7 separate regions of the Homo sapiens genome follow, and all the other regions are linked to region 6. A link is a loop called in an ENCODE intact Hi-C map of the cell type or tissue named here. Cell type or tissue: PC-9. All regions are shown on one strand. Region 1 overlaps CNIH3 (cornichon family AMPA receptor auxiliary protein 3). Region 2 has its middle 78 kb from the start of DNAH14. Region 3 holds the start of LOC124904524 (a long non-coding RNA gene). Region 4 has its middle 79 kb from the start of WDR26. Region 5 overlaps CNIH3 (cornichon family AMPA receptor auxiliary protein 3). Region 6 overlaps CNIH3 (cornichon family AMPA receptor auxiliary protein 3). Region 7 has its middle 69 kb from the start of WDR26.

Evidence for each region. Hi-C counts contacts between places; a loop is a spot of excess contacts. Peaks named below come from ENCODE experiments on the same cell type or tissue, not always from the same donor. Only the 100,000 strongest peaks of a DNase experiment are listed, where the experiment ranks them.
Region 1: it touches region 6 in a loop (3-fold over the local background); 2 of 110 quality-filtered maps call a loop at or near these places.
Region 2: a loop joins it to region 6, with 8 times the contacts of the local background. A loop is called at or near these places in 2 of 110 quality-filtered maps.
Region 3: it touches region 6 in a loop (5-fold over the local background); 3 of 110 quality-filtered maps call a loop at or near these places.
Region 4: it touches region 6 in a loop (8-fold over the local background); 7 of 110 quality-filtered maps call a loop at or near these places.
Region 5: it touches region 6 in a loop (8-fold over the local background); 3 of 110 quality-filtered maps call a loop at or near these places.
Region 7: a loop joins it to region 6, with 5 times the contacts of the local background. A loop is called at or near these places in 6 of 110 quality-filtered maps.

Annotation. Positions count from the first base shown.
Region 1 is chr1:224,635,738-224,639,737 of GRCh38, forward strand. The region is part of intron 1 of CNIH3 (cornichon family AMPA receptor auxiliary protein 3); the gene reads left to right. Among named protein-coding and RNA genes, the nearest start is that of CNIH3, 21 kb to the left of the region's middle. RefSeq lists an enhancer at 1,646-2,288. In PC-9, no CTCF peak of the experiment used is centred here; no DNase peak of the experiment used is centred here.
Region 2 is chr1:224,849,363-224,853,362 of GRCh38, forward strand. No RefSeq gene overlaps it. Among named protein-coding and RNA genes, the nearest start is that of DNAH14, 78 kb to the right of the region's middle. In PC-9, CTCF peaks have their summits at 2,321 (motif pointing left), 2,520 and 3,794 (motif pointing left); a DNase peak (open chromatin) is centred at 2,279.
Region 3 is chr1:224,920,384-224,924,383 of GRCh38, forward strand. All of the region lies in intron 1 of LOC105373109 (a long non-coding RNA gene), which reads right to left. LOC124904524 (a long non-coding RNA gene) reads right to left here and starts at 3,853. Exons shown (of 2, transcript XR_007066899.1): 1 at 3,115-3,853; 2 at 1-2,360. In PC-9, a CTCF peak has its summit at 2,373 (motif pointing left); a DNase peak (open chromatin) is centred at 2,348.
Region 4 is chr1:224,511,488-224,515,487 of GRCh38, forward strand. It overlaps a transcript of CNIH3 not described here. Among named protein-coding and RNA genes, the nearest start is that of WDR26, 79 kb to the left of the region's middle. In PC-9, CTCF peaks have their summits at 2,379 (motif pointing right) and 2,579; a DNase peak (open chromatin) is centred at 2,404; H3K27ac peaks cover 422 bases.
Region 5 is chr1:224,650,313-224,654,312 of GRCh38, forward strand. The region is part of intron 1 of CNIH3 (cornichon family AMPA receptor auxiliary protein 3); the gene reads left to right. Among named protein-coding and RNA genes, the nearest start is that of CNIH3, 36 kb to the left of the region's middle. In PC-9, a CTCF peak has its summit at 2,044; a DNase peak (open chromatin) is centred at 2,059; H3K27ac peaks cover 2,675 bases.
Region 6 is chr1:224,731,699-224,735,698 of GRCh38, forward strand. CNIH3 (cornichon family AMPA receptor auxiliary protein 3) reads left to right here. Exons shown (of 6, transcript NM_152495.2): 5 at 2,865-3,008. Among named protein-coding and RNA genes, the nearest start is that of CNIH3-AS1, 3.1 kb to the left of the region's middle. RefSeq lists enhancers at 1,328-2,527, 1,919-2,058, 3,540-3,609. In PC-9, no CTCF peak of the experiment used is centred here; DNase peaks (open chromatin) are centred at 903, 1,383 and 1,793; H3K4me3 peaks cover 2,047 bases; H3K27ac peaks cover 3,124 bases.
Region 7 is chr1:224,501,523-224,505,522 of GRCh38, forward strand. It overlaps a transcript of CNIH3 not described here. Among named protein-coding and RNA genes, the nearest start is that of WDR26, 69 kb to the left of the region's middle. In PC-9, a CTCF peak has its summit at 1,921; a DNase peak (open chromatin) is centred at 2,179; H3K27ac peaks cover 1,311 bases.

The DNA.
Region 1 (4,000 bases), 96 kb before region 6:
GTTGCCTGGGCTAGAGAGCAGTGGTGTAATCATAGCTCACTCTCACCTTGAACTCCTGGGCTCAACTGGGCTCAAGCATTCCTCCTGCCTCAGCTTTCTGAGTAGCTGGGATTACAGGTGTGTGCCACCACACCTGGCTCATTTTTTTTTCTTTCTAGAAATGGGGGGGTCTCACTCCGTTGCCCACGTTGATCTTGAACTCCTGGCTTCAAGTGATCCTCCTGCCTTGGCCTCCCAAAGCACTGGGATTACTGCGTGAACCCTCTTTTTTATATCAAAATACCAAGTGGAATGTTTCGTTTAAGAAAACAAAAATCAACAATACAGCAAGCCAAAACCCAAGACAGTAAAACGTCTGGGGTCAAGGGCTTAACCAGGAGCAGCTGTGGCACCCCGTTGTTAGAAGTGTTGGTTGCTCTGTGTTGGTGCACCAGGTCTTAGCTGATGGCACCATCCTTCTGGTAATGGGGTTGGGTTGGGTGAGTTCGGTTTACCATTTGCATATTTGTTTTCTTTTAATTTGACTACATTGATGAAAGAGGGATACAGTCATGTAATCACATAGTCCTGGAATCCTGACACCTGAAGGGACCTAAGATCACCTGGTTCTGTCGTCTCATTTGGAAATGAGGATACTTTAACCTAGAGAGGTAAAGTGACTTGGTCGAGATCACAGCCTATTCAGGACGAAGCCCGGAGGGGAATTCTGCTTCCTAATTACCAGACCAGTGTCCAGTCCCAGGAGCTTACATCAGACAAGCTAGTGTGCTTTATAGCAACATCAATAAAGAACAAAAACTTGATCTTTTTGAGCTATGCTGTGTGCCAGCACCTCTGTTAAAATGAGTTCCTTTAAGGAGCCAAATAAAGTTTGATGTGGCAAAGTTGTTAAAGGAGTCAAGTAAAGTTTGGTGTAGTTACTTGATCTTTACAGCTGTGTGTACTTAGTATTCCTACTTCCTCCACAACTCCTAATTGGATTTTGTGGCATTGGTTGTTTTCTGGATGGGCTGAAGGAGAAAGACGTTGATTGAATTAAAAAAAGCGGTACACATATAATATTCAGCCAATCTCCATATTTAAGATATTGCTTAGCCCTGAGGAAGATGTGAATTAGAAGGTTGCTTTAAGATTTTTATTTATCTATCATCTATCTATCTACAGTATCTAATCTATTATCTGTCTATCATCTATCTGTCTTTGAGAGATGCATTCTTTTTTTTTTTTTTTTTGAGATGGAGTCTCGCATGGTCACCTGGGCTGGAGTGCAGTGGCGTGATCTTGGCTCACTGCAACCTCCGCCTCCCGGGTTCAAGCGATTCTCCTGCCTCAGCCTCCCGACTAGCTGGGATTACAGGCATGTGCTACCACGCCTGGCTAATTTTTTTTGTATTTTTAGTAGAGACGGGGTTTCACTATGTTGGCCAGGCTGGTCTCGAACTCCTGACCTCCTGATCCACCCACCTCAGCCTCCCAAAGTGCTGGGATTACAGGCGTGAACCACCACGCCCAGCGAGAGATGCTTTCTTTACTTGTGAGCAGATATTTCCATCTGCGAGGTCCCCGCACACACATGCAGCCCTAATTCAGAGTTGTGAGACAGGCAATGTGCTGCACCTGGATGCCAGTCTCCAACCCACCCTCCCCACCCCCCAAGTTAGTTCTCCTGTCTCTGGGTTGCATTCTCTTACTGCCAAACAAGGGGCAAAACAGTTGCTTCAGCCTCCTGATGTTCTGAGTTGGCGGGGTCACCCTCTCCTGCCTCAACATAGCAAGATGAAGATCGTGTATTTTCAGGAGCTGTTTAGTACTGGCCCCTTGACTTGCCTTCAGAAGATCTTTGTTAACCACCAACAAAACCACACCCTTTCTCCCTTTGTCATAGTGTTGTCTGGCTCAGTACAGTCTCACAGGAACGGATCATGAACAAGGTAATGGCTGGCTTATTACCAAGTGGCCAGTTGCGGTCTTGTTGCTCACATAGTTAGCATGTTATGAATGTCACCAGCCGCTCAGCTGGGCGGAGGCAGAGCTCTGTGGTGCTGTCTTCTTGGGTGGCCTCTTGAGGCCCTTTCTATCCTCTCAGTGATCCCTTGGCCAGTCAACATCATCTGTCTGCACCCCACACCCCCAGTCCCCCTGTCTGGCACTCCCTCTCTGCCAGTGGCACCTGCCACCCTTGCCTTGTGGAAGACAGATTTGCTGTGGCTTCAATGCTTTTAAAATTGATGAATAAGAAAAGTAAAATGAAGCAAATGGGCATTTCCTGTTTATAATGTCTCCAATATAGAAAGCCTGCTTTTGAGTGTAACTGAAATATTTCCTGCCCTAACAATAAAAGAAAGAAAAGGCTCATGCAGCGAGATGGAAGAACGCCTTGCGGCTGTGCATGTGAGCAGGTGCCAACATCCTAGAGACTGGGTAGGGCTAGCCTGCACCTTCCGCTCCAGATTCCTTAGTGGCTGACCCGGCCCTTGGATGGCTTTACAGCCTGCGCACCCAGGGGGAGGCCGGGCAGTGTCAGCAGAGGATTCAGGTGAAGAGTTGAACACCATGGGGAGATTCCCAAGGGACAAGGATGTTGACAGGGTTTTGGCCCAGCGCCTGCCTCCAGCATCAGCCTTTTTCAGGGGCCTCCGGAAGGCTCTGTGGATACCCCCGAGTCCCTCCCACCAGGATTTGCATCCTGACAGGTGGATTCTCTTGTAGTTCATTCTTCCCCATGCCATGTCAGACCTGAGCTTCTGAATTTGGGCTCTAGAACTCTCCTCTGGCTTGCCTTTCCTGACTTTACCAGCGGTGCCGTAACATTCTGGGCCCCAGTTTCCTGCTCTGTAAAAGGAGGGGTGGCAGGGTTAGTGGTTCCCATAGCTGGCACATCCCTAGATGTTATCTCTCAGGAAGGCTTACGTGGGTTCAGGACTCTGAATTTTTAGCTCCCAAGTGATTAGAACATGCAGGTAGCATTAGGAAGCTTCAGGAAGCACTGGCCACGGGATCTCTCCAACATTCCATGATACTCCGTCTTATCTTCTCATGATCCTGCTCTAGGACCTCACATTAAATGAAGTTCATCACCTTGTCAATACTTTATACTTGGTGTCACCTCTGTACCTGTAACATGCCATTATTTATTTTATTTGCAGTTCTACTTTTTACCAGTCCATATTTCCAATTTCCTTCCTCCTCCAGGAAGTTTCTCATGATTTGCTTCTTACCTGCCAGTTTCCCTTTTGACTGGAGTCTCCTGTACATCCTTAAGGTGATATGTATCTCTTGCTGTGGAAAGTGAGCCTTTCTGTTTTGCTCAGGAAATGTATTCTTATGGTTGTTTGGTCTGCAAATTCTCTTTCCCCAATAGGAAGGTAAATTCCCAAGTAGCCTTCTCCCCTCCCAGCAAGGACCCCAGGGTCATGGGAGGCTCAGTACATACTATTGACCTTTGAGCTCTCTCTTCCATAGGAAATTGGCAGACACTGCCTAGCATTCTCTTCAAGTGGATTTTCAAGTACAAGAAGCCCCATTACCTGATGATGATGTGATTCAGACCTGGATGGGGTCCTCATGTCCCCCTCGTACTTCAGGCCTTGAAGGAGATTGGCTGAAAAGGAGAAAGACCTGGTGTCTGTCTTGTGAGCCCTCTTAGGGGCCTGCGGGCCCCACCTTCTCAAGCTTGAAAATAATGGAAAGTCTTGAGTTCCTTCAAGGAAAATTCCAAGTACCTAGCTAGCCTTGAAAAGTAAAGGAACAGCGTGATAAGCAAGAAGGTGATAATAGCTTAAAACAATAGCCAAGGAAATTAGAGCCAGAACATGTTTGGTTCCCTGTAGAAACTAAAGATAACATCTTAACATATGTCCCTGAGTTGTTTTTCAGAAACCTGGACCCCTACCAGATGGAAAATGGAAAATGCCATCACTGGCAGGTAGACCTCAGATAAGGGGGAACTGAGGACTGAACTCTGTCTGTCATTCTTTGTTCTAAATTTCTTCCTGAGGGC
Region 2 (4,000 bases), 120 kb after region 6:
TAGGAGGTCAGCACAAGATACAGGTCATAAAGACCTTGCTGATAAAACAGTTTGTGGTGAAGAAACCGGCCAAAACCCACCAAAATCAAGACGGTGACAAAAGTGACCGTCTGGTCGCCCTCACTGCTCATTATACACTAATTATAATGCATTAGCATGCTAAAAGACACACCCACTAGCACCATGACAGTTTACAAGTGCAATGGCAACGTCAGGAAGTTACCCTATATGGTCTAAAAAGAGGAGGAACCCTGAATTCTGGGAATTGCCCACTGTTTTCCTGGAAAACTTATGAATAATCCACCTCTTGTTCAGCATATAATCAAGAAACAACCATAAAAATGGCCAACCAGCAGCCCTTGGTGCTGCTCTGCCTATGGAGTAACCATTCTTTATTCCTTTACTTTGTTAATAAACTTGCTTTCACTTTACGGATTCACCTCAAATTCCTTCTTTCACGAGATCCAAGAACCCTCTCTTGGGATCTGGATTAGGACTCCTTTCTGGTAACAGTTGTACACCATAAATACATACAATTTTTACTTGTCAATTTAAAAAATTTTTAAAAGAGAAGAGAATGAGAGAATGAGTCAGTGATCATAATTCAAAAGTGGGCAGATCATGAGGTCAGGAGTTCGAGACCAGCCTGACCAACATGGTGAAACCCCGTCTCTGCTAAAAATACAAAAATTAGCGGGTATGGTGGTGCACCCCTGTAATCCCAGCTACTCAGGAGGCTGAGTCAGGAGAATCACTTGAACCAGGCAGGCGGAGGTTACATTGAGCTGAGATCGCGCCACTACACTCCAGCCTGGGTGACAGAGCAAGACTCCGTCTCAAAAAAAAAAAAAGCATCTTCCTTGTTGACATGGTCATTTTCCAAAATGAATGATACCATCTTTACACTTATCATCTGGTGCTAGATTGAAGGTGCTCTCCTCTGAAGCATTTACCTACAGATCTTACCTGATGGCTGCCTTTTTGAAATCTGTGTCTGACGACTGAGGGGTCACCATGTTATTGCACCCACACACACGGTTGAGATGGGGCCCAGGTAGCAAGGGTCTTTGCCTACTGTATCATTGAAGCTCAAAAGCACACACAGAGTTTCCATATTGTATTTGGATCACTTTGGTGAACTGGAAACAGTAATCTGGCTGTGAGGGTAGTAGGTTTTCCCAGTGGGGAAGATGCCCCCCTAACCACAGGCATCCCATTGGTGTGAAGAGAAATGAGCCAGGAGCTTTCATCATCATCGGACCATCAGACCACACACATGCGCCCTCACACTCTGCTTCTAAATGCCCTGAATGCCTTAAAGGTAGAGAAAACACATTTTCTTTGGTTGTGAATCTGTGGTATGAACATAAGCAGAGGGTGCTACCTCCTTTGCCTTGTTTTGATATTTATTTGTTCAGGGACCATGTATTGAGAGGTATCTACATGCAGACACTGTGTTAAGCTGAGAGCAAATCTGGGGCAGAGCACAATAAATAGTCAGTGTTTGTGGCTTTTAGATTGATGAGCAAATATTCACACAAATAAATGTTCAATTCATTGAGTTGTCACCCTTTTCAACCTCAGACTGAGCTCCAGAATGGGGACTAGGCCATTTCACCTCTGCACCCCAGCATGCAGCCCAGTGTTTGGAGGAGTGGGTGCTGAGAAGTTGGCTGAAAGCACCATCCTCGTGCTGTCTAATGTCAGCTCCTGCAAGGGAAGCTCTTGGGTCCTAGCACCAAGGGTAGAGGTCACTGTGGTTGTCCTGCCAAGATATGCTCTCCTGAGGTGGCTGTTGGAGGAGCGGCGCGTAGAGACATGGAGTGCATCTCAGAGCTCAGACCTTGGCCGCTCCTCTGGGATGGTCGCAGCATCTCTCTTCCTGACCACACTACAAGGGTTGGTGACCAAAAGGAATGTTTGAGCCTTCAGTAGTTACAGAAGTGAGGCCCTAAGCACTGCCCATCCAGTGCAGGCTTGGAATGGGGGTCGTTCCAAGGTGTCCACAGTCAGACCCACCTGCTCCAGGGTGGCTGAGAGCATGAGAAAAGGTAACTTGCTCAGAGTGCTCAGTACTGACCTATGCTGGTCAGTGACAGCTGCCAATAAACAAGGGGGTGGGGACTGTGCCTCCCAAGGTAGGCCAGCCTAACTCTGTAAAGCACTGTTAGTTTAACTGTCCCAAAGCGAGCTATGGACAAGAGCCTTGAAGTCCAGTGTTTTATAATGGGCATAAACACAAGGTGCCAGCTTGGAGGACTTTCTGCTGATGCCCTCAACAGAGCCAGCTCTGGCATAGTGCCCTCTGCTGGTGATGTGGATCCATGCTCGGCAAGCCCGGGAAAAAAGGCAGGTCAAGACACTTTGAGACTCCTTCTCAGGCCACCACATGGTGTTTAATGATTATTGTTATATTCTAAGTTGATAGAAGTGCACTCTGGCCCTTAGCTGGGGACCAAAGCAAAGGAGTGGAGAGGAGCTAGGAGGGCAGTAGCAACACGGGGACACCCTCTAAGCAGCAGCTCAGCCCGTCCCTGCCCTGGCCTTTCAGCCCCTCACTCCTCCTGAGTCCTCTCAGCTCACTGCCATGAGGTGTTCTATGTTTCCTCCACGGGGCTGGGGGATCCGAAGGCAGGCACTACTTTGACTTTCTGCATCTGGAGGCCACAGTAGGTACTGAATACACCTTTGATGGAAGGGCTCATCACCTGTTCCGTTCCCACACTGTTTCCATGACAAATGACTGAATGCAGACTGTGCTCGAGAGGCTCGCACAGCAGGGCCGCTCCCACTGCTCTGTTGCTTAAACAGGAAAGGGTCCAGCCTAGGGCACCGAAGGCAAAGGAGCAGAGGGGGGTTCTCTCAATTCAGTGAGGGGCACAAAAGGCAACCCACCCCCAGCTCATCCCTGGGAGCCCAGAAGCCCATGAAGAAGGCTTTCTGGAGTGCCCTGGTTGTCCAGCATGGTACGGACAGACGGTGGGGCTAGTCAGCAGTAGCACACCTTGGTCTCCACTGCATCTGGGTTTGAATCCTTGTGCTTTCACTTGCCAGCTCTGTGCCTGTTAACATCTCTGAGCCTCTGTTTTCTCATCTAAAAATAGAAATGATGATAATACAGTCCTTTTCTGAGGACTACGTGAATTTAGTTATGTAATGTGTCACCTAAAATGATGCTTAACACATAGTCAGGGCTCAAAACCGGTTGTCATGGCTGCTGATATGGCTATTCCTAGGAACGTTGCAGAGATGTGGGAGATTCAAATGAATCCAAAAATTTAAATTCCGGCCTACCGTTACCTACAGTTACCTGCAATACACCATAGATATCGTGAAATGGAATAGAACAGTTTCAAGATGACATTAATATTTTAGTTTTTACCCTTTGATAAATCGCTTCGCATCTTTGGGTCTTGGTTTCTTCATGAGGAAAATGATGTAGTATAATTCAGTAATCATATGCTACATATAGTAATCATGCTAGGATCCTGAACATGAGATCATATAATACAAACCTAATCTAGGCAGTCCCAGCTTCTTGCAAAGTTGCATTTCCCCTACTCAATTATTCAGTTCTGAATATACATATGTACGTATATACGTGTGTACGTATGTACGTGTGTACGTGTGTACGTATGTACGTGTGTACGTGTGTACGTATGTATGTATGTTACTGCCTGCTGCCTTACTTGACTGGTTTAGAAACCAAGCGTCAGCCTGATTTATGCTTCCTGATTTTTCTTGGACAACTGAGTCAGCATTTCATCTTATAAGGTCCCCATCTAGTGGTAGTAAAAGAAAATTGCAAGGCCGTAAGTCCCCTTTTCCCATCTGCATTCCTGGTCCATAAAAGTGGGACAGATATGAATGAATGAATGCTGAGAATGGGACGAATCAGGTAAAACCAACTCAAGATGTGAGTTCTGAGTTGGGTCTTGAAATAAAATGGCAAACATAGATTGCCAAAGAAGCATTGTGAACTTTCCTGGTTGGAGGTAAG
Region 3 (4,000 bases), 190 kb after region 6:
ATGCTTAGAAAATATTCCTTTGGATGGCTATGTTAATTGCTATAATTTTCTTCTGTCATTTTAAATCATTTTTTCTTTGTGAAAACAAAATGTTACAAATCACCATTTTGTACTATTTAGCTGTAAATTACAGTGTATTGAACTAAAATGTTTCAGTTGTAACAAAGGATGGAGAAAATTATCAAAATTTACATCTATACTAAAATAGCTCAATGCTCATTGCCTTTTGTAAACACTGAAATTAAAACAAATAGCTGGGCGTGGTGGTTCACACCCGTAATCCCCTGCACTTTGGGAGGCCGAAGTGGGCGGATCACCTGAAGTCGGGCGTTTAAGACCAGCCTGACCAACACAGAGAAACCCTGCCTCTACTAAAAATACAAAATTAGCCAGGTGTGTTGGCGCATGCCTGTAATCCCAGCTACTTGGGAGGCTGAGGCAGGAGAACTGCTTGAACCCGGGAGGCAGAGGTTTCAGTGAGCTGAGATCGTGCCACTACACTCCAGCCTGGGTAACAGAGCGAGACAGCATCTCAAAAAAACAAAAACAAAAACAAAAAAACCCCAAAACAAATAGCAATAATAAATGAATTTATATCTGTTTACAAACACAATTAATTCTATTGATCTATATTTTTCTGGTCTTTATGAAACCCATTGTTCCTTTTGTGATAGTGGGATAGGTTTAGACTACTTTGCTAACTTTTATCTTAAATTAAACATGCTTGATAAATATTTATACAGTGCCTACAGTTGCTAGGTACTGCAGGGGACACAAAGGAAATACATCTGCTTTTTTGTCCTTAAATATTGAGACTCACATAGAGACATAAAGATTCAGGTTCAGAAACTATTGTCTAGAGATTTCCATATATCTTCATTTGTGTCACCAGACAACCTTTCAAGATAGATAAACTACTTTAGGTAGATATTATAAGGTAGATAGAAAACCAAGGCCTAGCAGTTGACTTGTTAATGTCACACAGTAAGTGAAAAGACTGGGATCTGAAATATGTTCTTTTCAGTGCTAGTCTTACACTTTCAGCAAAATTCAAGGCAGAACAGGGTGAGTGACACAGTGCAAAGAAAATGCCATGGGAGTTTGCGGGAGGTCACACAGAAACTTCTAAAAATTTCCCCATAAGTGATAATAATTTCCCCATGTGGGCTTTACTTTCCTCTTAATAGCCTCCCGCCTGAGGACTTTTGACCCCATTATTCTAGTTATTTCTCTAAGAAGAGATAACTTTGGTAGGTATGCCTTCACTTCTTTGACCTGCTTCTCTCTTATGGTCTCTCATTCTTTTCACCTCTTTTTCCTCTGTATTCTGGGAGAACTGTTGGGGTTAAACTGCCACATCACTTATTCGCTTTCCTGCAGTAATAATTTTCCTCTGTACTGCCTTTAGTACGATTCAAATTCTTCCACAACATTTTTGGTTTCTCTTAAATTTTATTTTGCTAGCTTCTTTTTAAAATTCTGCCTGCATCCAAGTCTATTCTCTTCTTATGTCTCTGTTCCTATAGGAAGGCTGTATTTTCTTGGTTCCTTGGGAAAACCAAACAGATGTTTTCTAAAATTTTCTTCTATATCTTACAAAAAATATTTGTTTAGAGGGTGTTTTTCTTCTGAGTCTTTAGATTAAAAAATTTTCGAAACAAAGACAAGGTTGTATGAGTTACCTAACCGCACACAACCTCTTCATTAGAAAAATGATGTCAGTAATGGTACTCACCTCATACAATTGGTATGGTAAGTAAATGAATTAATACATGTGAAGTATTTGCAGTAGTCTGGGTCCAGTCAGGATACAGAAACCAGAGAGTAGGCTAAACTGGGAAAGGTTGATGTATAAATGTATCAACAAAAGGGTAACTATAGAATATAAGGAAACTACATGGTACCCTACGGTTGAGGGTGGCAGGAAAAAACAAACTTGGAAGGGGCTCAGACCTTGTTGGAGAAGATGTGATTCAGCCCACTGGATAGCAGAGAATTTTGTTGGCTTGGCCAGCCTGGAGCTGACCTGGGACTGCTGGGCAAGCAACAGGCCACCCTCTGGACTGCAGGCTTGCACCCAGCAGCCAGGGGTGTGGGTCTGCAGTGAGAGTCGGGTCATCTTCAGGGATAGGAGCCCTTCAGAGTACATGGGCTGTGTGGGTCTGTGGTGTCTGTGTCCCGAGGGCTGCAGAAAGGCTATTGCCAGGCCAAGTCTTCAAGGTCACAGAGAGACCAGTTCGAGGTCTGTACCTGGAGCAGGCTCTGCCAAAATGGCCTCACACCTATACTGCTAACTCCAGGTTATGCTGGAAAGGGCAGGAGCTCCTCTTCCTTTGACAATGTTCCTCTACTACCATCTACTGGAAAAAACATAACACTGCATTCACTTTAAATAGCTCGGGAATTTCATTATCACAGAGCTATAAACTGAAATGTGTATTCAAAGCTGAGCAATCCTATATTGATAACTGACACAGAACTTAAAATTGTGCCTGGCACATGGTAAATATCACATTGCTAGAGATAACATTTTGCTATTATTATTGCATTCTTTTCTTTGCTTAATAATCTTTGAATATAGAGACATCTATCCAGCTTGGTGTGGGCCAAGAGGCCAGGTATACTGAGTGCCTTTAGTTCTTCTCGGTACTAATTTGAGAGCTAGTAGATTCTCTCTCTCATATCTAGAATGAGCCTTAAGGTTGATGTAAACAATCCTTAGTCACCCTTATAGGCACTGATCTGATGAGCCTATACCCTACCCTTCTAGCTGATTTTCCTGATTATCAGAGGCTCATGTAGTTTGCAGTTTTTCTTTGTACAAATGTAAGTCAAAGATACAACTCCTTCACATGCCCAGCTCCCAGGGCCTGTTTTTTGGCCCTGCCCACAGTGCTTCCAAGATAGAATGCCTCATAAGATGTAATGCACCCTTTCCTCTGCTGGATGCTGTTGGTTCTGTGGCATCACAGGAGTTGCAGTCTCTGACTGGGTATGTGGGGACAGGGAAAGAGGTCATCAGTCTGCCTGAAGCATTAAATTATTCTGGTGCAGTGAAGACATAACTGTACAATTTTCTAGTCAGGCCATTCTAAAGACCAAACTTTTACCTACCTTCTTTGCAGCATTATATTTGCTCTTCTGTTTTAGAAGATGGGTAGCAGAGTTCAGGAACATATATCTCAGCCAACTGCCATACATTCCACTATTAATAGACTATCCCAATAGACTCTGGTTTCCAGAGTTGCAGCCACTGTTTGCCATTTTATGTATCATTTCAAAGATTTTTTTGAGAAGGTGAGAAAAAGGATATTAGAGAACATTAGCATGCCTTTTTTTCTTTTCTTTTAGAGATGAAGTCTCACTCACTATGTTGCTCAGGCTGGCCTTGAACTCCTGGGCTCAAGTGATCCTCCTGCCTCAGCCTCCCATGCCATTTTGTCAGAGGAGTTTTAACCAGAGCAACTCCAACTTAAATAGGGGTTGGGTAAAATAAGGCTAAGACTTACTGGGCTGCATTCCCAGACGGTTAGGCATTCTAGGTCACAGAATGAGACAGGAGGTCAGCACAAGATACAGGTCACAAAGACCTTGCTGACAAAACAGCTTGCAGTAAAGAAGCCAGCCAAAACCCATCAAAAACAAGATGGCGACAAGCGTGACCTCTGGTCGTCCTCCCTGCTACACTCCCACCAGCTCCATGACTGTTTACAAATGTCATGGAAATGTCAGGAAGTTACTCTGTATGGTCTAAAAAAAGGGGAGGTTTGAATAATCCATCCTTTGTTTAGCATATAATCAATAAACAACCATAAAAATGGGCAACCAGCAGCCTTTGGGGCTGCTCTGTCTATGGAGTAGCTATTCTTTCATTCCCTTATTTTCTTAATAAACTTGCTTTTGCTTTGCACTGTGAACTCGCCCTGAATTCTTTCTTGCACGAAACCCAAGAACCCTCTCTTGGAGTCTGGATCGGGACCCCTTTCCGATAACAACTTCT
Region 4 (4,000 bases), 220 kb before region 6:
ATGATTTCATATTCAGATCCTTGGAGGATACTTATTTCCTTTCAGTTTCTTTCCTTCTTTCTTCCTAAATAAAAATATTATTTACTAGGCCAGGTGTGGTGGCTCATGCCTGTAATCCTAGCATGTTGGGAGGCTGAGGTGGGAAGATCATTTGAGGCTGGTTTGCAACCAGACTGGGCAACATAGCGAGACTCCTTGCCTATAAAAAATTAAGAGATTACCTGGGTGTGGTGGCATACACCTGTAGTCCCAGTTATTCAGGAGGCTGAAGTAGGAGGATCCTTTGAGTTTAGGAGGGCGAGGCTGCAGTGAGCTATGATCATGCCACTGCACTCCAACCTGGGTGACAGGACAAACCCTATCTCAAACAAAACAAATTTAAGAAAATTTTTAAAAGTTTGGAGCTGGCCAGGCATGGTGGCTCATGCCTGTAATCCCAGCACTTTGGGAGGCTGAGGCGGGTGGATCACCTGAGGTCAGGAGTTCGAGACCAGCCTGACCAACATGGAGAAACCCCGTCTCTACTAAAAATACAAAATTAGCTGGGCGTGGTGGCGCATGCCTGTAATCCTAGCTACTAGGGAGGCTGAGGCAGGAGAATCGCTTGAACCCTGGAGGTGGAGGTTGCAGTGAGCCGAGATCGTGCCATTGCACTCCAGCCTGGGCAACAAGAGTGAAACACCGTCTCAAAAAAAAAAAAAAGTTTGGAGCTAAGAATGGGCATGGTGGCTCATGCCTGTGATCCTAGCACTTTGAGAGGCCAAGGCAGAGGATCGCTTGAGGTCAGGAATTTGAGACTAGCCTGGGCAAGAAAGTCAGACCCATCTCTACAGAAAATTAAAAAATTAGCGAGGCATGGTGGTGCACGCCTGTAGTTCTAGCTACTTGGGAGGCTGAGGGGGAAATCAGTTGAGCCCAGGTGTTTGAGGTTACAGTGAACTATGATGGTGCCTCTGCACTTCAGCTGAGGCAACAGAGTGAGACCTTGTTTCAAAAACAAAAAAGAAAAAATGGAGCTATACAGAAAATACAGTAATGAATAGCCAGGTACCCATCAACCAAAATGAACAAATGTTGACATTTTTTACATTTAACAATTTTTATTTGCATTTAAAAGTATTTTTATCTAACAACATACCATGAGGTATATGTGGGCTTTAAACCTTGTTTGTTTTTAAAATAAAAGAAAGAACACATTTGTATTTCCTTCATCCCACCCACCCTGCCACCCCTCCAGCCCATTTACCTTCCTCCAGCCCCTGAGGTGGCTATTGTCATGGGTACGTGCCCTCCCTGTTCATGTGTGGGCCCATGTGTGGGTGGGTGTAGTTTATCTTCCCACGTGTATAGGGGAACTAAGCTAAAAATGATGTGAGTGAACACAGAATGGAGTTCAGAGTCAAGCTGACCAGGGTTGGAGACCTGGCTCTCCCGCTTTTGGCCTCTGTCCTTTGGCCTCTTTGAACCTGTTTACCCATCTGCAACGTGGCAATTATTAGCTTACAGCATTGCTGTTAACACTGGAGATAATGGTAAAGTGGCTGGCTTAATAAATGGTAACTGACATTATTAACCATTTCTGTTTTTATCTCTTTTTCTAGATGGAAAGCCCTTTGAGAGCAGAGACCCTGCCCGCAGCCTGTGTCCCTTTGTATAATTTACAATTTGTGCTACCTAGCTTTTTTTTTAAACAGTGGATCTTGCTCTGTCACTCAGGCTGGAGTGCAGTGGTGTGATCACAGCTCACAGCAGCCTAAACCTTCCAGATTCAAGCAATCATCCCACTGAGTAGCTGGGACTATAGGCACATACCACCACACCTGGTTAATTTTTTTTTTTAATTTTTGTAGAGTTGGGGGTGGGGGTGGGGGTGGGAGGGGGGGGGTCTCTCTATGTTGCTCAGGCTGGTCTCGAACTCCTGGACTCAACTGATCCTCCTGCCTCAGCTTCCCAAAGTGCTGGGATTACAGGTGTGAGCCCCTGGGCCTGGCCAGCTTGTTTCTTGAGGAAATGATTGCAATGCCCGAGCCCCACTTCCCAGCCTCAGTTCAGATGCACGTAAGGGCTGTTGCAAAAGCTGTGTTCTCAGTGCACCTGGAGGACACGGGGAACCATTTGGCTGAGGACAGAAGCAGTGATGAGAAGAGGCCCTTCGAATTTTCCCCCGGGTTCTGCTGTTGTCTATTCAAGTTACACATTAATTCAATATAGTGGCATGAAGGAGGAGACACAGAGCTACTTCATGGGATCTGTCTTCTTAACAGTCATGCATTATGCATTGCTGTTGTTTCAGGTGCGTTTTTGCAAGACTGCGCACTCACACGACCATTGAGAGGCTCACTTTGCAGTGGCCCTCCCAGGCCCTCCGTGGTTGGGTGTCCGTCTTTGTCAGAAAAGGGCCAGCAGGGGGCACCAAACCCGCACGTTTCTGCCGGGAGAGGGCGTCTGGGTGAGCGACAGGGCCTGAGGCTCACGTTCCTTCCCTCCCTTTGCTGATATTTGGACATTTCTTTCTACAGTAGTTTTAGACTCCCACAGCGGCAAGGCAGAGAGCTTTCTTTATTAAAGCAACAAACAAACAAACAAACACCCTTCTCCTTCAAACCTCATCTCCAACAGCAGCAGAAACTGTCATCACAAAAAGCCACTTCATTCATCTTCTTTTGATTTGCATTTGTTCATCTTAAATCAGGGGCCAGAGACCAAGAGGTATAAAATGATCTACCTGAACTGAACTGGAACATACTTGTCTAAGTCCTATTGTTTGCTATAAGGGCCTTACGATATTTTAGTTTATACGCATGCAGGTTAAGAATAATCATAGAGTTTCAGACCTGGGCACTAGATAAATATCATCTAGCCAGGGTTTCTGAGTCCACAGTTACACTCCAGCCCCCAGTTTTTGACATCTAAATCTGCACACTAGCTATATTATTTGTTTAGTATTTTAATATCTACTCCTGTAAAACTTACATAAGTTGATTTTAAAAAGACCACCATCATAAATGGAAAATTGCTATTTTTCAAATACATATTAAGATAAAGAATTAACATTAAAATAAGCTGGGCATAATGGCTCACACCTGTAATCCCAGCACTTTGGGAGGCTGAGGTGGGCGGATCACTTGAAGCCAGGAGTTCAAGAACAGCCTGAGCAGTATAGCAAAATCCTGTCTCTACGAAAAATACAAAAATTAACTGGGTGTGGTGGTGCGAGCCTGTAGTCCCAGCCACTTGGGAGGGTGTGGTGGCAGGATCACCTGAGCCCAGGGAGGTTGAGGCTGCAGTGAGCCGTGGTCATGCCACCGCATTCCAGCCTTGGCGAGAGTGAGACCCTGTCTCAAAAAACAAACAACAAAAACAAAACCCCCATTAAAACAGAAGCCCCTTCTCTGCCTCCCATACTACCTTACACTCCTTTATTTTGCCTGTGTGGAGCCTAGGCCAGAGAAGTGACTTGAATTGCCCCACATCTTGGTGAGCTGCAGAGCTGAGATTTAGCTGGGTACCTGTTCCTCTCTGGCACATGGCCATGACTAGGAAGGAACAGTTTTGTTAAACCAGCAGGTCTTACTCTTTGGAATGATCTTTGACAAAGTTTTAGTAGGCAGTGCCCACTTTTAATGTTTTTAGTGTTTTTCCTACTGCTTCTGGAAGGTGAAAGCCAAGAACAGGAGGGTCTGGGCGGGGGTCTAGGCTATTTACAGTGGCATTGATTTGATTACCACTCTTTAGCAGTGAAAAGTGTTGAGTATGCACTCCCAGCAGATGTATGCTTATTTATGTGTACTTTTGTACATGCATGACTGTACCAATATATTATGCTCATTGTAAAGTATACACAAATATTAACTCAAAAAATGGTAAAGAAAAGGAAAGCAGTATTTTAAAATGTCTTGTTAACTGCAATGGTTTCATTACTGTTGTCAGCTAATATCTTGAGCACAATTACACTTAGGGTTAGATTCCTCATTAGCAGCAGCACGCACCAAGCCATGTT
Region 5 (4,000 bases), 81 kb before region 6:
CACGGGATACAAGTTTCTCTGGACTCGATCAAGCAGGGAGGCTGAGTACATACTTCCTGGAGGTTGCACAAACTAACCAATTTGATTTTAAATATTAATACTTGGAGTAAGGCTTCTGGAGGCCAACATGCAAATTTATGTAAAAGAATGTGCAAATGAACACCAGAGCCAAGTGCCTGGCTCTGTTCCCTCACACAGGATAGCAGCCCCTGACCTGGCTGACCTTGTGTTTAGTTCTGTTCTTGGCTCTGGGACTTTGGGGCTGTTGTGTTGGCAAAACTTGGTGGGGGTGGAGGGGTGGGCAGTGGAGGGAAGGACTGCTCCAATTTAAACACCCGCAACAACAAAAGTTGTTTTAGCAAATTGGCATGCTGTTCATAAACGGCTTTCTATGTGCGCGAGGATATAGAGGCTTTATAAACTCTCTTTTTGGGAGTAAAAGTCAGGAAAGATTCATCAGAACCCAGCTCCTGAGAGGATGACAGGGGAGAAGACTCCTTGGGTCTCTGGTGGAGCCCCCTGTTGTTGCTGCTGGAATTCAGGCAAAGCTCCTCACAAGGTAAAGATCTGGATTCCTTGGGCAAGGGAAAATGAGCTGAGTACAGAGCCCAGGTGCTCAGCGTGGACACTGGCTTGATGGGGTCTTTTGGAGCAAGTCCTCAGTTTTCTGTGTGGTTGTTCACATGGGGAGGCTCAGTTTTCCAGTAGATGGTGGGCTGGAGTGAAAGTGAGAAACAGAAAGAGGGACATGGACACACACACACACACGCACAAACACACACCCAAGCCCCAGTGAACATCGAGCCCAGTGCAGTGAGCAGCAGTTTCTATGATGTAGTTAATTTAGTGGGAAGTAGTGAGTTTGTAGTGACCATAGAGTTAGAAAAGCAGGGAAATAAAAAAGAAAACAATGGTAAAATAGTATGGGGAGTATTTTCCTGATTATGGGAAAAAACATCACTTGTGCAGTGCAGGAATAAGGAAACTACGTAGTGGTCACCTCTGTTAGCGTTCTGGTGACTGTACTTTCATGTGTCTTTTTACGGGCACACACGTAATTTTACATAGTTGATAAGGGATTACATCACACATTCTGGTTTTCTTTACCATCACTTTAAAAAAGTTGCAGTTTTTGTTGCTGTCATTGCTTAACCCTTTCCTCCAGCCACTGTCCCCTCCATTCTCAGGGTTGCCGGTGTTAGCAACCTGGTGTATATCCTTCATTTGTTTCTTCGTGTTCGTGTCATCTTACATAAACACTAATGCTTTTTAGAGTGTGTCTTGATTTTGGTTTTGCATCTCTGCATCTTGCTTTTCTCACTGAATAATGGCTCATGGAGTCCCTCTGAGTTAATCGGTAAAGGTCTAACTCAGAACTGCGTAATATTCCAGATTTAGATGTGTCACTGTTTATTCAATCATGCTTTTATTGACTGGACTTTATGTGTTTCTAGTTTTTTGTGATCTCAGACAGTACCTGGGCATATATTCTTACCTAGTGGTGTCTATTTCAATGGGATAAATCCTCAGGGAATTGCTAAGTGAAGGATATGTGTATTTTCGTTAATAATAGATATTATTAGATTGCTTTCCAAAGGCTTTATCAGTTCACATTTTCACCAGCCATGGGTGGGGGCTCCTTTTTCCCTGCTTCCTCAACAGTAACTTATCACAAAATTTTTTTCAATCCATTAGGTGTAAAATGATACCTCCTTGTCACCCTTGTCACACTCCTTAGCCAACCAGTGAGGGTGAGAAACTTTCATAACATTATTGACCTGTTGGATATTCTTGCAAAGCAGGAATATTGGCCTGGGATTTCGACCTGGGATTTCTGGGTTTTGAGGGATGGCAGGTAATGGGCCTTGTGACTTCACCCAGACCCTTCTTTCCTGTGTGCTGCCTCTGGCCAGAGGCATGACCAGATGGGAGCAAGCAGATCTATATGGCGAACTGGGGTAACTTTAACATTCCTGGACTGGGACTGGACATAAGGTGGGGGAGTATAACCTGGCTACATTCCAAACAGGCTATGGAGTGGTCTGTGCACAAGAGCTAACAGGTTTGATGAGTTGAGCAGGCAGGACTCAGACCTAGCGGTAGGGAAGTGCTATTGAAAGTTTGGTTGGCAGAAGTGTCCGTTCCAAGCAGTGAATCAGCTTGCCGTCAGCTGGACTCTAGCCAGTTGATTAGTGTAGGAAGAAAGGAAGTGAGGGAAGAAGAAGGGACTTAAGGCCCCTTAGGAGAGGGGTAGGCAAGAGCTAAGTGGAGCGTCGGGCCCCTGATAGGTGTTCCAGGTATGGCGAGCCAGTCCTCTACTGTGTGGGTGGCTGGGGATGTAGCCTGGCTGCACACACCACATCAACGTAGAAGGAGCAGGAAGGACAGCAAGGGGGCTCCACAGATGCCCAGGGCTCATTTCTGGACTTCCAGAAACCAAGCCCATGGAAGCAAAACTAAATCCAGGTTGCACGAATTGGTGGGGCTGAGGCTGCTAATGGGTTTCTGTCCCTGGTGAGGGTTGGCGCAGCACACGTGGGCTTCTTCTCTCTGCCTAAGCCCACATGTGAGGGTCTCAGCAGCTCTAGCTGCACAGGTGTTCAGAGGGTGAAGGTATTGGGAACACAGCAGGAGCACAACTCACTGGAAATTCCCAGCTGGAGGAAGGCCACCGGAAGGCCAGCTGGAGGAAGGGGGCACATTTTGTGCCAGCCCTGGTGAGTCACTAGCCTAGGTTTGACAACTAAAATAAATTATTAATTATTCTACATATTCCTTGTCAACCATTTTTTGGCTCTCATTTTTCAAACTGGGAGGACCTCATCATTAAAAGACTGTAGTGGCTCATGCCTGTAATCCCAGCACTTTGGGAGGCTGAGGCAGGCGGATCACTTGAGGTCAGGAGTTTGAGACCAGCCTGACCAACATGGTGAAACCCCATCTCTACTAAAAATACAAAATTAGCCTGGCGTGGTGGCACACGCCTATAATCCCAGCTACTTGGGAGGCTGAGGTAGGAGAATCACTTGAACCCAGGAGGCAGAGGTTGCAGTGAGCCAAGATCGTGCCATTGCACTCCAGCCTGGGCAGCAAGAGTGAAACTCCACCTCAAAAAAAAAAAAAAAAGTGACTGTAGTTTATTAGACATTTCATCTAAATTTTATGTTTTTCTTCCTTGAATTTTGGAATCTGTGTTTCTCAGTCTGGTGTTTTCGATGAGGAGCAATGGAGTTTTGGGTATTTCTGTATTTTTATGGATCACTTTTTACATACTTCTCCTGTGAAGAAATCTATTAAGGAAAATACAAGACTTTGCAGTCTCTCTTTAGTATTCACTCTGTGAACTGGTGACGCTGTACAAACTCAATATAAATTCTCAGTTACTGTTGCTTTTTAATACTACCTCAAGAGTCAGTATGGCCTATATCTGTTTTGAACAAAGGAAGGCAGCTGGGCCTTAGCCTCTCTTCCTTTAAAGAGTTTGAGGCTGGGCATAGTGGTGCACACCTGTAATCCCAGCACTTCGGTAGGCCGAGGCAGGCTGACTGCTTGAGCCAGGAGTTTGAGACCAGCCTGGGCAATATGGTGAAACCCTGTCTCTATTAAAAAAATGAAAAAATTAGCTGGGACTGCAGGCATGCACTACCACACCCAGCTACTGGGGAGGCTGAGGCGAGAGGATCACATGAGCCTGAGAGGTCGAGGCTGCAGTGAGCTGTGATTGTGCCACTGTGCTCCAGCCTGGACAACAGAGTGAGACCCTGTTTAAAAAAAAAAAAAAAGATTTGGCTGGATGCAGTGGCTCATGTCTGTAATCCCAACACTTTGGGAGGCCAAGGCGGGCGGATCACCTGAGGTCAGGAGTTCGAGACCAGCCTGCCCAACATGGCGAAACCCCTGTCTCTACTAAAAATACAAAAATGAGCCAGTTGTGGTGGCGCACACCTGTAATCCCAGCTACTTGGGAGGCTGAGGCAGGAGGATCGCTTGAACCCGGGGG
Region 6 (4,000 bases):
GAAATATGTTCTTAACAGACATATGAGGAATACTGGTAGGAGCATAGAGAAAGAAGCACTTAAATTAGACTCAAGAGTGACATTGGAAAAGCACATTCCAGGGCGAGGGCCCAGCATGTGCAAAGGCCCAGAGTTAAGAGAACACTTGTTGTGTTTGGGAAACAGTAGTTGCTCAGTGAGGTTGGATGTAGGGTTCTTGGAGGGAAATAAGAAGAGACAGGGTTGGCAGGCAGCTGAGAGTATGGTATGGAGGGCCTGAAATGATTTGATGGGGAAGGTGGAATTAATTTATTCTCTAGGTAATGAAAAATGATCAGAAGCTTTAGAAGAAGACAGTGGCATTACCTGATCTGATTTTTAGGAAGGTGGCCTGGGAAGCAGTGTAAAGGATGGGTTAGAGGGTGAAATATTGAGGATGAAATCCAATGAGGGGGTTATGGTGGGAACTCCAGGTGGAGAGGTGAGAGAGCCTTGACCCAGGTGGTGGGAGTCAGAATGGTGAGAGAACAAGAGAAGCTGTGGAGGTGAACTGGATAAGCCTTGGCCCATAATTGGGTGCAGGTGAGGGAGAGAAAGCCTCTAGGCTGCGTGGCCGGGAGGTCGATGGTGCCATTGACCAGGGCCAGCAGGGTAGAAGAAATCTCAGATTTAGGGAGGAAGGAAAAAGATTCGGTTACATCGAGAAGCCTCACTTTAAGTAAAGGCAATCTGCTCTCATCTGAATTAGAGAGAAGTCAAATAGAAGATCCAGGATTCACAACAACCAAGTGAGCTGGGTTTCATTTTCTGTGTTTGATACATGGGGACACAGAGACTCACAAAGGTTAAGTCAACTTAACCTGTGTTGCTCAGCTCGGACGTGGCAGGGCTGAGGTTACACCCCACCTCTGTACGAATTCCAGTCTGAGTCCCTGCCACCTGACACACTGCCCCAGGGGCTGGCTCTTCTCCTCCAGGAAAGGAGTTCGTCCCAAGGTCCTTCAAGTAGGGGGCTGTCAAGGCAGGGTATCAGAAATGTGATTAATGGACAAAACATCGATCAGGGCACTGCTTCGTGGGGCTAGCGCTTGTCCAAAAGGGAGGAAAAGGAGAGGCAGCCAGTGTCCGTAGACTAGGAAAGTTGATCTCTATGGAGGAAGGGAGGGGCTGCAATCTCCTTGCCAATAGGGACTTTGTCTTACCTTTTTTTTGAATCCCTGACAGGATCTAGTCTAGTTCCTGGCAATTAGTAAGTTCTCAGAACATGAAAGAAAAAAAAGAATGAGGAGGGGAGGAGTCCTTTAAAAACCAGAGCCCTTGTACACCCTTTATCCCCCTTTTTACTCCCCCTCCTTCCCAACAGGTCCAGACCAGTGACATTTCACATACAGAGAAAGTCCCCTCCTGCTCTGGCTCTTAGTTTGCTTAAAGGAAATAGAACTGTCTGCTGTTGACTCAGTACCTGTTCTTCCCAGGTTATTTGCATACATCGCCTCACATAATGGTCACAACAGCCCTTTGCAGTGGGCAATTCCATCCCCATTTCACCGATGAGAAAGTTGAGGCTCAGATGGGTTAATGACTGACCCAAGGAAAGTCAATGTGGTGACTGGTGACTGGCAGGGCCTTTGCTGTTTCCACGGAGCCACATGGCCACCCTGCCCTTCTGCCTCCACTTAATGAGGTCACCTGGGAATAAAACCACAGTGACAGCAAATAGCTTTTGAGATTGGCTCCCAGGAAGAGGAGAGATGAGTGGCCTGGAGGGCTGTGAGCTGGCAGTTGTCATCGAATCTGGCTTGTGATTTCTTTTCAGCACAGTGTCAGTGACAGATAACGTCAGTGCAATTCTCTGAAGGGGAAGGAGGAGGGAGCTGAGATTCCGGATCTGCGAGTTGCTACATTGCAGGATGTTCTTCAAAGCCAGTGTGATTAATCTCCCGGTCGGAGCCCTCTCCCTGGGCCCTTTACCACCATTGAGAACCACTGTCTGTCCCAGAGCCCAGGGAAGCCATTTATTTGCACTCCTGGCCTCTGGGTGGCTTTACCAGAATGACTGAAAAAGGAACTCACTGAGAGATTCCAGCTGTACTTTGTTCTTGGGCTCCGGCAGGAGGCTGTGGCCAGGTCCCTGGGGGCAGTGTCCTGGGGGCAGCGACCACTTCCCAAGGGACTCAGGAGGCTCAGACTCCTGCCCCAGGTCTCACCAAGCCTGACGGCTCCCCTCCTCAGGGGCTGTGGCCAGGTGAGCCTTGGGAACGTAGTATTTTGAAGTACACACAGTTCGCGTTAGCTGCTCCCCCTCCTCCTCTTTCCCACCTACGTTCTTTCACTCACCCAGCTGCCGTCCAGGGCACGCTGTCTCCCGACAGATGGCTGATGTTCTTTTTGAGTTCTAGGTCCCACTATCAAGAAGGAAAGCACCTGTAAACTGCTCTGCGCTCAAGTGAGAATAGGATGTCCCGAAGTATTCAGGATTTTCAATAAGGGTCTGTGTAAAGTAGTTTTAGGGTAGAATGGAGGTATGGTGGCATCCCAGCAGTGGTGGTATAGCCCTTTACCTCTGCCTGCACTTGTCCTGAGAGGCGGCTCTTCCTCAGACTCCTAGGCAACGCCAGGTGACACATTTCCCCTTCTGTTGGAGCAGCTTTGTATATGGGTGAAATTGCCATGATGCCAGTGGATTGGAGTATTTGGGGATTTACTACCTGCTGGAAGATAGTGGCTGAGCCACTCTTCAGCGGTGCTTCAACTGTGATTTGGGCAGAAGGCAGGCAATTGCTTGGCAGGGATTGCTCGACAGAAGCCCTGCATCGGAAGGGTTTGCCCAGGTTACGCCAGAAGTACCAGGACCTCAGAGACAATGATGTCCTCTCTCCCTGCAGGTATTTCCACTGTCCAGCAGATAGCTCAGAACTAGCCTACGACCCACCGGTGGTCATGAATGCCGACACTTTGAGTTACTGTCAGAAGGAGGCCTGGTGTAAGCTGGCCTTCTATCTCCTCTCCTTCTTCTACTACCTTTACTGGTGAGTATCTGCCCCTCCTGGTGGTTTTGACTCCTGCAGCAAAAGGAAGAGAATTTCAGGCTGGCCTCTGGGAGGCGTCCTTTGGGAGATGGCGTGCGAGGGTGGGAGTCATGGCCATTCAGGTGTAGTCCCAGCTGTCTGACTCTGGCTCAGGAGCAAGGGCTTCTGTATAAACAAGTAAGGGGGCAGGAGATCCTGCAGGAGGCCTTGCCTGCTGATCGGCACATCCTTAGGGCCACGCAGTGAAAACACCCTCTCAACATCCCTTTGGAGATAACTGGTGAAGTGCAGTTGGCTACTCCTTCTTCCCTATAGGGCTTCCTGCCTCTCACGACTTTGCAGCTCAGCCCAGCAGGTTGCCTGTGGCCACAGGGGCTCAGGCTCATCCTCACTGTCCCTTGCCCCAAGGATTCTTGGGAACCATAACAGAGGCCCCAAACTCCCCACCCCAGCCCCACAGTGGCTGTCACGGTTCATAAAGTGGCATTTTGTGTCGCTAAATGCTTCATTTACAGTTTTCCCAATATTACATAACACCATTCCAATTAAGAAAAACCTGCTGACTTTGCAGTCCTGTTTCAGGAGTGTCCCTTCTTTTCACCTCTCCGCTCAGAACATCCTAACTAAGCAGATAGCTATAAACAGACTGTCTTGTGGTTTGACACCACAGAGAGTGCCTTTTCCGCAAATGTCTCCTCCTCCTTCCTGCTCCTCTTTGGCTCATCTCTGGGGACTCTCACCTGTCACTTGCGATTCCATCATTACCTGTGGCAGGGCCATGGTGATCTCCAAACCTCCCGGTGATGTCTCCAAAAGGGCATGGTTGACAGCAGCCAGGTGAAGAGGAGGAGGGGTCGGGATGTTGGACTGCACGCCACCCCTAGGTTTGGATTGGGCTGTGGCAGGCCAGAATGTGGCTGCATTTGTCCAGCATTTTTTATTTTTTATTATTTTTTAATTTTTATTTAAAGATGGGGTCTCACTGTTTTGCC
Region 7 (4,000 bases), 230 kb before region 6:
ATATTTTTTTTTTTTAACCCCAGAGTTCATGTTCTTAATCATGATAATGTTTTATACAGAATTTTTTTTTTTTTTGGAGATGGAATCTCGCTCTGTCGCCCAGGCTGGAGTGCAGTGGCGCGATCTCGGCTCACTACAACCTCCGTCTCCCAGGTTCAAGCGATTTTCCTGTCTCAGCCTCTGGAGTAGCTGGGATTACAGGTGCGTGCCACCACGCCCAGCTAATTTTTTGTATTTTAGTAGAGACGGGGTTTTACTGTGTTGCCCAGGCTGGTCTCAAACTCCTGAGCTCAGGCAATCCACCTGCCTCGGCCTCCCAAAGTGCTAGGATTACAGGCGTGAGCCACTGCTTTATACAGAAATTTGTTTGTGACCAGCTACTTTCCTGGAAGAGGGGTCCCTGTTGGAGATGATTCTGTGGTGAGGAGGCTGGAGGAAGGTAGGGTGGAGGGGCAGAGGACCTGGAGGCTTCATGAGCAACTGGAGGGAGGTGCTGAAGAATGTGGGGAGGGCAGGTGAGCAGAGGATCCTCTGGGCCTTGTTCAGAATGGTTTGCCCAGAGGGGTCTTCCCTGAGGATACCACTTGTGGGCAGAACCCAGGAGTGCTGCAGATACGGCTCCCGGAGAGTGAAGCCCTGGTTTTCTTGGGGTCCTCAGAAACAGAGGGAATCAAGTCACTTTACTGGCCCAAGGGAATGGAAATTAGGGGCCGAAACAAACATCTACTGGGATAAAATAAGTGGTGTGAGTGAGATTGCAGCCAGAAATGATCTCTGTGAACGTAGCTGGTCAGCAGAAGTATCTCGTGATAGAGACTCCATGTGGACAGCATGGAGGAAAGAGGAGAAGGGCAGCCTTTGGAGCCGAAAGCCCAGCTCTCCTGAAAGGCACAGCCATGGAGCAAGAGCCGAAAGCCTTTTATTTGGAGGCTGGCCTATTTCTTTATCGCTAAACCCACTTTGCCTGTTTCCAGAGCCTCCTGGCTTGCATGAGCAGAACGAACAGCCTTCCTCCTGGTCTAGGCACTCTTGCACCAGTGTAACCTGCAGCGTGGGGAGGTGGATTGCCATTCCACCTCTAGAGTTAGGGAGGGCGGGGCCCGTGCCAGGGGAATGGAGTCCAGTAATTACTGAGCAACCCCCCTGCTTACATTCCCTGCCGAGTTCTACATAAACAATCAGCTGAAAAGACTGTCCCCTTTTCATAGTTTTCACCGCTGGGTGTTTTCAGAAGCAATTTAAACACTGGCAAACATAAAGGGAAGCTTTTATCCCTTCTCTAACCACTGAAAGGAAGCCGTGGATTTAAACACCATATGAATGGTGGGGAACAGAGCCCAGAGACATAAAAGGTGGAGGGAAGGGTGAGATGTTGAAAGCCTGTGAGTTGACAGGGGGTAGAACACAGGCTAAGGTGATGGGATCGGAGCTTTGGAGGGTGAGGGAGGAGGAGGAGGGAAGAAACAGCTGGGTGCCAACCCCAGAAGGGCAGAAGGAAGGCAAACAGCTCTCCCGGGGAGGGAGGGAGGGAGGGAGGTGGGGGCAGGGGCGGAGGAAACCTGGGAGACTTCTGCACGGATGAAGTCACCACCTTTTTGGGAGGAGGATGAGAAAGAAGATGGCCTTTAGTTTGTATTCAAATCCAATACACTATTTAGAACACAATGTACTAAATGTCATATACAATTTAATTGTGTGTAATTAAAATTCCTATCAGCTAGGGAGAGCCTGAGGCACGGGTGCTGCACTTGCTGAAAGCCAGGACCGCAGAGTGTTCCACATCTCCTTCCCTTGTCGGTCTTTTGGCCCTAATTCCTCTCTGTCTTTTCCTCCCTTGCTTCTGTCTTTGTTCCTCTTGTCTCTGTCACCCTCCCCCCTCTTATTTCCTTCTTCCTCCTGTTTTGACCCCACAGGCAGCCTGGACTCTCACTCTGAAACAGCCAGGTGGCTCCCCTGCAGGAGGAGGGCTGTCGCTGCTGTCTGCAACCCCACCGGGCCTCCCAGAGCCGAGGTGACAGCCTGGGCCTCGGGGAAGCCCGTGTCTCATGGGCGGTTGTCCAGCTGCTCAGGCCTGCACAGGGGCGGGTCCCCTCCTAATCTTATCCTCACACAACCCTGGCAACCGCACAGGGCTGCCTGGTGTTTAGCAAGGGGAGGTGGAGTGTGGTCCTCCCCCAGGAGAGGCAGCAGGCGACTTCCCTATTGAAAACACAGCTGTGGCAAGGGAGATAGACAGGAAACCCGACCCAGCCCTCTGGCAGGGATTGCCGTGGGAGTGCCAACTACTGTGGAATAACAGGCCCAGCCCTGCAGGCTCGGGCACGCTGTGCTGTAGGCCACAGCAACCACAGGCTCTGAGGCCTCTGGCCGCTCCAGGAGGGAGGGGTGCCGGGACAGAGACGCCCTCAGGCCTGGGAAGGCAAACTTGGAGGTGGGGTGGAGGGGACTTGAGGACTGGGTGATAAAACCTGGTTTAGTTATTAGTGGAGTTAAATTATTCATTTCCTTGCTCCCTTTAAGTCTCAGTTTCTTCATCTGAAAAATGGATACAGTACTTGCCCTACTTACTTAAACAGGCTGTTTTGAGGACTGTATGGATGATGCCTTCCCGAGTTAGACCTAGGTTCAAACCTGAAACCCTACTGTTGCCACATGTTAGCTGACCTTGGTCTCTGTTTTCTCACCTGGGAGGGACAAGACTACAACCTACTTCCTAGCACCCTGTTAAGGCTGGAATGAGCTAGTGTAGTGCCTGGTTTATTATAAATTTCTCAGTAAATGTTACCCATTGTCATCATCAAATGGGACAGTTTTGTGCAAGCATTTTGTAAACTATGGTGTGTTCTTTAAAAATGTAGGACATTATTCTTATGCAGACTGGCTGAAATTCTGGGCTCCAAGCGACATTTGGTAAAGGGATTCCTCTTCCAATTTCCTCTCCCCCTAAGAAAGTTCCCCTTTCCTCCTGCGGTCTTCTGGAGGCTTCAGCAGGAGACTGCTCCCATGACCCCCTCCCCTCCCCTCTCCTCCCCTCCTGTACCCACCTGCCTTCCATGTTTCCTCTAGAGCCCAGCTGAATTCCTCCAAGGAGTCATGTGTCACTAGTCCAACCCCACCTTAATCTTTTTCTGGGTTCTCCTGTGACTTAGTTGTAACTGGTCTTTGCATGCCGCTGCTTATAGATTCACACTGCTTGAGTTCAAAGCCCACATCTTAACTCTGTGACCTTGGGGTAAGTAATTTAACCTTGCTAGGCCTCAGTTTTCTTATCTGGGAAATGGGACATTGCAATAGCTATCTCATCAGGCTGTTTAGAGGATCAGATGAGACCCTGTTCCTGAGGTGGTCAGCATGATGCCTGACACATTGTAAGTGCTCAATGGAGGGCAAGTATGGCTTTTATGCCACTGAGTGTTTAATATGAACGTTTTTATTCCCTGACTTGAGTGTAAGCTCTTTATTATTTTCCCTTTCCCTCCCTCCCTCCCTCCCTCCCTCCCTCCCTCCCTCCCTTCCTTCCTTCCTTCCTTCCTTCCTTCCTTTCTTGTGAGAGACAGGTCAAGTGTAAGCTTTTAAAGAGTGGATTATGAGCCTAGGCAACATGGCCAAACTCTGTCTCTACAAAAAATACAAAAATTAGCCAGGTATGGTAGTGCGCGCCTGTAGTCCAGGAGGCTGAGGTGGGAGGATTGTTTGAGCCCGGGAAGTCAAGGCTTCAGTGAGCTGTGTTCATGCCACTGCACTGTAGCCGGGGTGACAAAGCAAGACCTTGTCTCAAAAAGGAAAAAAAAAAAAAAAAGTCTTTTTTGCCATATCATGAATTGTGGTATACACGTAGTGGGTACTCAGGTACCTTGAATACACTTTCCCCTTCATTTTGGTTAGGTTGTCTGTAAATCTGCAGAGTGACGTTACTTCACAATGATGACATATTACTTTTCTTTATTTTCACAGGGGAGAGAACTAATATTTTAGTAAACACTTATTTTTGCATCATGCT